Linked DNA regions of Homo sapiens: all the other regions are linked to region 2. Evidence: chromatin contacts called from ENCODE Hi-C or POLR2A ChIA-PET data. All regions are on one chromosome and are shown on one strand. Each heading gives the region's core, a stretch centred on a gene start or an enhancer-like site at or near the end of the contact. The rest is flanking DNA. Distances are from core to core; before and after follow the strand shown.

The links. Hi-C counts contacts between places; a loop is a spot of excess contacts on that map. ChIA-PET counts read pairs that join two places held with the same protein, here RNA polymerase II (POLR2A). Pooled maps may share reads with other maps.
Region 1: POLR2A ChIA-PET joins it to region 2 with 14 read pairs in AG04450. The contact joins two enhancer-like sites. POLR2A ChIA-PET finds 5 or more read pairs at or near these places in 2 of 52 experiments (AG04450 and Panc1).
Region 3: a loop to region 2 is called in a pooled map, with 2.7 times the contacts of the local background. The contact joins two enhancer-like sites. A Hi-C loop is called at or near these places in 5 of 37 single-sample maps with no recorded cell type and 7 of 50 pooled maps. POLR2A ChIA-PET finds 5 or more read pairs at or near these places in 6 of 52 experiments (A549, CD4-positive, alpha-beta T cell, CD8-positive, alpha-beta T cell and 3 more).

Annotation. Positions count from the first base shown.
Region 1 is chr17:73,067,052-73,069,751 of GRCh38, reverse strand. All of the region lies in intron 3 of SLC39A11 (solute carrier family 39 member 11), which reads left to right. It also overlaps the pseudogene ATG12P1. Among named protein-coding and RNA genes, the nearest start is that of SLC39A11, 24 kb to the left of the region's middle. RefSeq lists an enhancer at 1,088-1,382. Within about 2 kb of position 1,276, at least 4 of the 41 ENCODE cell types and tissues checked have a DNase peak (open chromatin) inside an H3K27ac peak, as active enhancers do.
Region 2 is chr17:72,725,823-72,728,522 of GRCh38, reverse strand. The region is part of intron 7 of SLC39A11 (solute carrier family 39 member 11); the gene reads left to right. Among named protein-coding and RNA genes, the nearest start is that of LINC00511, 87 kb to the right of the region's middle. RefSeq lists an enhancer at 539-833. Within about 2 kb of position 1,447, at least 8 of the 41 ENCODE cell types and tissues checked have a DNase peak (open chromatin) inside an H3K27ac peak, as active enhancers do; they include CD4-positive, alpha-beta T cell and CD8-positive, alpha-beta T cell, where a contact is called at or near this core.
Region 3 is chr17:73,210,624-73,213,323 of GRCh38, reverse strand. It overlaps VCF1 (VCP nuclear cofactor family member 1), which reads left to right. Exons shown (of 4, transcript NM_001098832.2): 3 at 584-646. Among named protein-coding and RNA genes, the nearest start is that of COG1, 19 kb to the right of the region's middle. Within about 2 kb of position 1,368, at least 3 of the 41 ENCODE cell types and tissues checked have a DNase peak (open chromatin) inside an H3K27ac peak, as active enhancers do; they include CD4-positive, alpha-beta T cell and CD8-positive, alpha-beta T cell, where a contact is called at or near this core.

The DNA of each region.
Region 1 (2,700 bases), core at 27-2,526, 340 kb before region 2:
AAAGATACCCTGAGTGCAAAGGATCAAAGTTAATATTGGTTAAGTTTTGTCCTTTAGCCCTTGCATGTCAAGACCAAATCCATACACAGATTATTAACACAAGTGCTTTGTGGAGAGGCTGCGGTTGGATTGCATATTATTGCTTTTTAGCAGTGGCTTGCTCATAAAAGGGGAGAAGAGCCAGTAATCAAAGCTTTGTCAAGGGCCTGTGTAATTTTAGAGTTGGCCCAAACGTGTTCTGTTTGCAGAATAACCATTTGTTTCTTTCTTTGGAGAACAGCTGCTCAGAATGTGGGAGCAGGGAGAGAATTGTCTTCAGGCCAAGCCCTCAACCATTTAGTGAGCACTTACTATGTGTAAGGCATTGTGGGAGAGCAGGCAAAGAAGCAAGATATAATCCCTCCCTGCAAGGAGCTCAAGGTCGGCTGGGGAGAGAAGTCACATTTGCCTGTCATTATGAGGCGGGTCAGCATGTGGTTGTTAAGAACGTAATGAACAAAAGGTGCTGGAAACTCAGTGACAGGGAGGTTACTTCTAGTTGGGGAATTAGGACTTCTTCATGGATGAGCTTGGGTGGGAGGGATAGGTTGAGTTTTGACAAGTAAGGATGGGAGTGGGGAAGACGGGGTAGGGGAAGGAAATGCGTTACAGGCAGAGGGAACAGAAAATTGGAAGCATAAGAGTGGAAAATACAGGGCTGTTGGCAACATAGTTATTCGTTTGGTTGGGAGGTGATGCCAGAGAGGTAGGTTGAGGCCCGTACGTGATCAACCTATAGTTCCTTAGAAAGGAGTTGTGCTCTGTTCTCTAGGTTGATGGGGAAGTTTCTGGAGACGTTTTTGAGAAGGGGACAGGATCAGAGCTGTGCTTTTAAGAAATACATTCTGTTGGTAGCAGATGGACTGGCCATGCGTGTGCACAGGGGGAGGCTGGCAGTTGAGAAACAGGATGGAGGTTCTTGCACTTAGGTGAAAGGTAATAATGAGGTTTTGACTTTGGACAGAGGCATAGGAGATAGGAAGTGTGAGAGACAGTCCTGCTGGAGAGTCTAGAGGACTTGGCAGTCCTTTGATTGTGAAAGTAGTCAAGCAAAGCTGTTCAAGCTTACAACAGGAACTGTGTGTCTGGGGCCAACTGCCCTGGGGCTGTTAAAGGGTTTGGCATCACCGTTCTGCCTTATGGACTGAGGGGGACTCTACCGGAAATGAGGAGGCCAGGGGTCTCTTAGGCTTACTTACATCAGGTCTGTCTTGTTTGAGTGAGTTTGTACTTTGGAATCTGCATGTGTTGGGGTGGTCTCCATGGCAACCAGACACCTACAGCTAGTTGTACTGGTGGTGATGTTTCCTGCTTCTCTGCTTTTGGTGATCCATATCTATGAGGATTAGATTTGACTGAGAATAATTGAGACCTGAAACATAGTGGCTAAAACAAGAAAGACCCCGGAGTCTCTCCAAGCAAGATGGTGGAGGAGCCGCAGTCCATGTTGCAGCTTCCTCCCTCAAGTGCTACTGGAGGGGAAGGACTTACGGAGGTCTCCCCAGAAACAACCACTCTGGAGCCCCCGTCTTCCACTGCAGTTTCTCCGGGAACAGAGGAACCTGCTGGCGACACCAAGAAAAAAATTGACATTTTGCTAAAGGCTGTGGGAGATACTCCTATTATGAAAACAAAGAAGTGGGCAGTAGAGCGAACATGAACCATCCAAGGACTCATTGACTTCATCAAAAAGTTTCTTAAACTTGTGGCCTCAGAACAGTTGTTTATTTATGTGAATCAGTCCTTTGCTCCTTCCCCAGACCAAGAAGTTGGAACTCTCTCTGAGTGTTTTGGCAGTGATGGTAAACTGGTTTTACATTACTGCAAGTCTCAGGCATGGGGATGAACCACAAAGAAAATCAACTTGCTACATTAAATGGATTTTCACAGAAGAGACAGCTCTGAAAAGTTGTGATGCTTGTGGCAAGAGACTTAACAGATGTGATCTATTCAGTACGTGTCTACTCTATGTTTATGCATAAGAAAACATCCATAGCATGAATGGACTCAAAAAAATGTGATTTGTATTAATACGCCAGTCATCATAAAAGATGGTCATTATAGTACCCCCATTGCTCCTGCTTGTTACTATTATTGCTGCAGATCTGCTTCCAAGGTTGAAAAGGAGACTAAGACTGTATAAGCGTCTTCATTGCCAGTTCTCAAAAAAAAGAAAAAACAAAAAACAAGAAAGACCCCTCTTCTGTAGAAGAAATCTAGAGACCATGGCTGGGAAAATAGGTTCATGGAGTCAGCAGGGATCTAGACTCCTTTTTGGCTCACTGCTTTGCCCAAGAGGGCAGCCTTTGTCTTTCTGACCCAAGGTAGTTGCTGGAGCTCAAGTCATCACATCTGCCTTCCATGCTACAAAGTGGCAGGAGGGAGGTAGATTCCCTGAAAGTCCTGCACAGCAGGTCCACTTACATTTCATTGGCCACAACTTATTCATATGACCTAAGGTAGCTGCAAGGAATGCTGCGACACATGTTCTTTTAGCTATGCAGCAGCTTGCCCAGCTAAATGTTGATATTCTATTACTGAAAGAGAGGGCAGACGGAAACTGGAGCAGGCACTCAGCACTCTTGTGGCCACACAGCCTAGTGCGGAGAGAACTTTTAGTCTTCATTCTGTTATTGATTTACCTTCTTGGTGTATATTTTG
Region 2 (2,700 bases), core at 198-2,697:
CTTACTATCTGCAAAGCTGAAAATATTTACTATCTGACCTCCCTGTTCCTTTGTTCCTTTCCTTTCCCTTTCCCTTTCTTTTTGACAGGGTCTCACTCTGTCACTCAGGCTGTAGTGCAGTGGTGCAATCATGGCTCACTGCACCCTCGACCCCCTGGGCTCAAGCGATCCTCCCACCTCAGCATCCCTCCCAAGCAGCTGGGGCTACAGGCACATACCACCACACCCAGCTAATTGTTGTATTTTTTGTAGAGATTGAGTTTGCCCAGGCTGGCCTCCAACTCCTAAGCTCAAGTGATCTGCCTGCCTCAGCCTCCCAAAGTGCTGGGATTACAGGCGTGAGCCACCACACCTGGCTATCTGACCCTTTTCAGAAAGCGTTAGACCCCTCCTTTAGTGGACACAATCCCTGTTTTTAGCCCATATTCATCATTAAATACTCTGAGGCCAACTGTCTTTTTTATGACCTCTTGCTTGTGCCCTGTCTGTTGAAGCAGGAGGCTTCATATAAACGTCGCCTGTGGCATTATAGCCACCCACAAGAAAAGGAACTATTCCAAGAAGGCACTGTCTTCAGTTCCCACTTCAGGGGTTTCTGACCTGGGAAGAAGACAGGCAGGCACCTCGCCTATCATGTGTGTGTGGCTGCTGCCATCTGGTGTACAGATGCCGTTACTTCCTCACCTTCCTGGAGCCCTCCCCAGCTCCTTCCCATCTGTCCACCTCCCTACCTGGCCAGGTCAGCTTGCACCAAGGTGTTCATTCAGAGGTCATTGTCTCCTGAATTAGGAAGACTCTCAGCCAGCAGAGGGAGGCCTGTAGTTCAAGGGAAACACAGCTTGCTTCTTTCTTTTTTTTTTTTTTTTTTTTTGAGACGGAGTCTCACTCTTTCACCCAGGCTGGAGTGCAGTGGCACGATCTCAGCTCACTGCAACCTCCACCTCCTGAGCTCACACCATTCTCCTGCCTCTGCCTCCCGAGTAGCTGGGAGTACAGGCACCCGCCACCACGCCTGGCTGATTTTTTGTGTTTTTAGTAGAGATGGGTTTCACCGTGTTAGCCAGGATGGTCTCCATCTCCTGACCTCGTGATCCACCCGCCTCGGCCTCCCAAAGTGCTGGGATTACAGGCGTGAGCCACTGTGCCTGGCCCCAGCTTGCTTCTTTCTGTTCTGGTCCCATAGCAGTTTCTTTCTGTTTCAATCACAGAGGAATTCTTCAGACCGTATGTGCTTGGGGAATTGCATGCTTAAGCGGTTTTCCTTTCTGCTGTATCGTCACTTCAAAGAACATGTTCTCTGGAGAGGAGACATGCCCTCAGCTCCCACTTCACTCAGTGGCAGGCATCATTCAAACCAGCAGGGAGAGTAAGACTGTTTATGCTTAAACACTCAGCTTCACATACCACTTCCTGTTTTAAGCTTTGACTAAGCACGCGTCAAGAGACGTTTGTAGTCTGTGGACCTGCCTTGACCTACAGGTGCAGCGGCCATCCCAGAGCAGGCTGTGCACAGCAGAGGAGGCTGGCTGCGAACTTTAGTGTGCCATGGATAGTCCACAAAACACATCCCCAAGATATGACCGGACCAGCTACTGCTAATCAACACCCAGACACTTGGTAAAGGAGGCATGGTTGATTAGTCTACATTTGGATGTAGTATAGCCCATTAAATTACACATGGAGGCATCAAAACCAATTTTAAGATATATGTTTGCCTCTCTGATCAAAGAGGAAAGATCGTAAGTCAGATAAATCCTTTCCCCTGGCTTATACATATATATGTTGATATATTAACAATTATTTAAGACAGCAGCCATTAGTTAACAAAGCAACCCTTTATTTAGAAAGAAAAGTGGCATATTTTGACATATTTTCCTGGTCATTCATCAACATTAGCTAGTAGATGAGCATGTCTGTATGTGTAAGATACGTTACATGTGTGTCTACCTGTCCAAGCAGCCCCTCTACTTTTGCTCCAGTAGATTGTGTGTGTGTGTGTTTGTGTGTGTGTGTAGACAGGATCTTGTTCTGTTGCTCAGGCCGCAGTGCAGTGGCACAATCATAGCTTGCTGCAGCCTTGACCTCCTGGGCTCAAATAATCCTCCCTCCTCAGCCTCCCAAGTAGCTGGGACTCCAGGTGTGCATCCTGTAGATTATTGAAAGCATGCTTGCAGGTTACCTGTAGAGAAGTTACAAAGGAGACTTCATTGTTGTGGCGGGGAGGAGTCTCGGAGAACTCACATGGAAACATTTTAATTATAGTTCACTCTAACATCTTTGAACAAGCAAGCTGTCTTCACTGGCTCCCTCCAAGCCTCCATGCAGCTGCTCTTGCAATGCCTAGACCTGCCCCAGGCAGCACTCAGTCTCCCAGACTCGTGGAGCATCCTAGGGAGACCCTTACTTCCTCAAAGTTGCTGATCTTAACCTCCTCCCTGCCTAGCAACTTGGGTCTCAGCATTCCCAGCCTGGTCTCCCTGGAGAGTGGCTTTTAGCCTGAGAATTGGAGACCCAGCCTGAGGACACTAAGGTACTTGTGGAGAAAATACTTTGACATCTTGATCCCACTGTCCCCACCCTTTCACAGCAGAAAAATGCCCCTCCCACCCTTGAGTCACTTCGGCACAATCCTGTTCTATTCTTTATCTGCAATCGCACATTGTGCTCTCAATTTTATTTTATGCAGGCAAGCTCTTCTCT
Region 3 (2,700 bases), core at 119-2,618, 480 kb before region 2:
AATTCTCTATTAGACATTTAGGTTGTTTCCAATTTTTAGCCATTATAAACAAGGCCCAGTAAACACTTTTTTTTTTTTCTTTTGAGACAGTCTTGCTTTGTTGCCAGGCTGGAGTGCAGTGGCGTGATCTCAGCTCACTGCAACCTCCGCCTCCTGGGTTCAAGTGATTCTCCTGCCTCAGCCTCCCAAGCAGCTGGGACTACAGGCACACACCACCACGCCCAGCTAATTTTTGTATTTTTAGTAGAGACGGGGTTTCACCATGTTGGCCAGGAAGGTCTCGATCTCTTGACCTCATGATCTGCCCATCTCAGCCTCCCAAAATGCTGGCATTACAGGCGTGAACCACCGCGCCCAGCCAAGATTTTTTAAATGAACTGGAAATTGCAAATCTACCTAACCCTAAAAAAAATAAAAAATAAAAAAAAATTATGTACAGAAATCTTCCCTAATCTGTTTAAAGAACTTTTGCCTTTTCTTAGAGTAGCATCACCCTTGTGCTATTATAGTACGAAATAGATATAATTTGAGATGAAAACTTGACTTACTAGAAACTGATTGTAGTTCTTGCCTTGATTTTCAGACAGTACCTGTAATGAGAAACAGTAAAGAAAACAGACTAAGAGGAAACAAAGCGTTCTGCGCGGTGGGTTTCTAATTGAGTGTAGTGACCTGTTTGTTAAATATTCATGATTCGCAAGGTGCAAGTGGCCATTCTACATTGTTATACTAGGTTAGGAGACGCCTTTGTAGAATACAATTTTTGTTTTTGACTTTGACTTCTTAAGCCTCTAAGTAAATACAGTTGCAGCTGGCTGCAAATCCTGCTATCTGACTTCATCAGCCCGGCCCATTATCATCCTTTCATGAGGTTTTTATTTTTTTATTTTTTTATTCTAGAAAGAGGGGTTGTCCCCTGCTACCTGTAGGTATTGGGGTATGTGACCATAGCTCCAATGGCCTCGGCACCATCACAAGTCTTGGTTTGAGTCTTGTTAATGATGGCAGCTTTGTGAACATTGCTTGTTTTCATTGTTTCAGATAAGTTATCTATATGCATATTATTGGATGTAATTTTTGGTCAAAAAAGGGATAGAACTAGGATTTTAAGAATCACTTTAAAATATATATCTGTAAACAGCATTTTGTTTAATTTATACATTTTTATAATAAAAATACATAATAACCACATTGCAAAAAAGTTGAAGTGTAGAAAAAGTCAAGCAGCTATAATCTTTCCATCCTAATATAACTACTGTGATTTCGTTCTTTCTTTCCAGTCTTTATTTTTTTTGAGACAGTCTCATTCCGATTGCGTAGGCTGGAGTGCGGTGGTGCAATCTTGGCTCACTGCCACCTCGACCTCCGAGGTTCAAGTGATTCCCCCACCTCAGCTTCCTGAGTAGCTGGGACTATAGGCGCGAGCCACCACGCCCAGATAATTTTTTTGTTTTGTTTTGTTTTTGAGATGGAGTCTTACTCTGTCACTAGGCTGGAGGGCAGTGGCGTGATCTCGGCTCACTGCAACCTTCACCTCCCGGGTTCAAGCGATTCTCTTGCCTCAGCCTCCCTAGTAGCTGGGACCACAGGCACACACCACCATGCCCAGCTAATTTTTGTGTTTTTAGTGGAGATGGGGTTTCACCTTGTTGGCCAGGATGGTCTCGACCTCTTGACCTCGTGATCCACCTGCCTCGGGCTCCCAAAGTGCTGGGATTACAGGCATGAGCCACCGCGCCTGGCCTTTTTTTTTTTTGAGATGAAGTCTTGCTCTTGTTGCCCAGGCTGGGTGCAATGGCGCGATCTCGGCTCACTGCAACCTCCACCCCCCAGGTTCAAGCGATCTCCTGCCTCGGCCTCCCTAGTAGCTGGGATTACAGCCGCCTGCCACCATGCCCGGCTAATTTTTGTATTTTTAATTGATACGGGGTTTCACTATGTTGGCTAGGCTGGTCTCAAAACTCCTGAGGCATGAGCCACTGCACCCGGCCAATTTTTTTGTATTTTTAATGGAGATGGGGGTTTTGCCATGTTGGCCAGGCTGGGGTTTTGCCATGTTGGCCAGGTCTCGAACTCCTGCACTCAAGCAGTCCACCTGCCTCAGCCAACCAAAGTGCTGGGATTACAAGTGTGAGGCACTGCACCTGGCCTCCAGTCTTTTTTTTCTTATGTGTAGACTTTACCTAGTTGTAAGCAGACATTTCAGAACCAATGTCTTTGCCTAAGGGAACATAAATGTGGATGTATTAAACGGCTAAGTTTTAAAAAACAATTATATGCTAGATATTAATTACTAGAATTCTTTCTCATGTGCTGAATACAATATTGTATTGCACTGTAAACACAGAAAGGTACTGCCAATTCAGTTATCAGGGTTGTCATTTATTAGAAATGCAATAGTAAAATTGTAAAATAAGGCTGGGCATGGTGGCTCATGCCTGTAATCTTTCCTGCCTGGCACTTTCAGAGGCCAAGGCAGGAGGATTGCTTGAGCTCAGGAGTTGGAGACCAGCCTGAGCAACATAGCGAGATCTTGTCTCTACTAAAAAAAAAAAAAAAAAAAAAATAACGAGGCATGGTGGCGTACGCTTGTAGTACCAGCTGCTTAGGAAGCTGAGGTGGAACAATTGCTTGAGCCCAGGAGATTGAGGCTGCAGTGAGCTTGATCCACTGCACTCGAGCCTGCGTAACAGAGTGAGA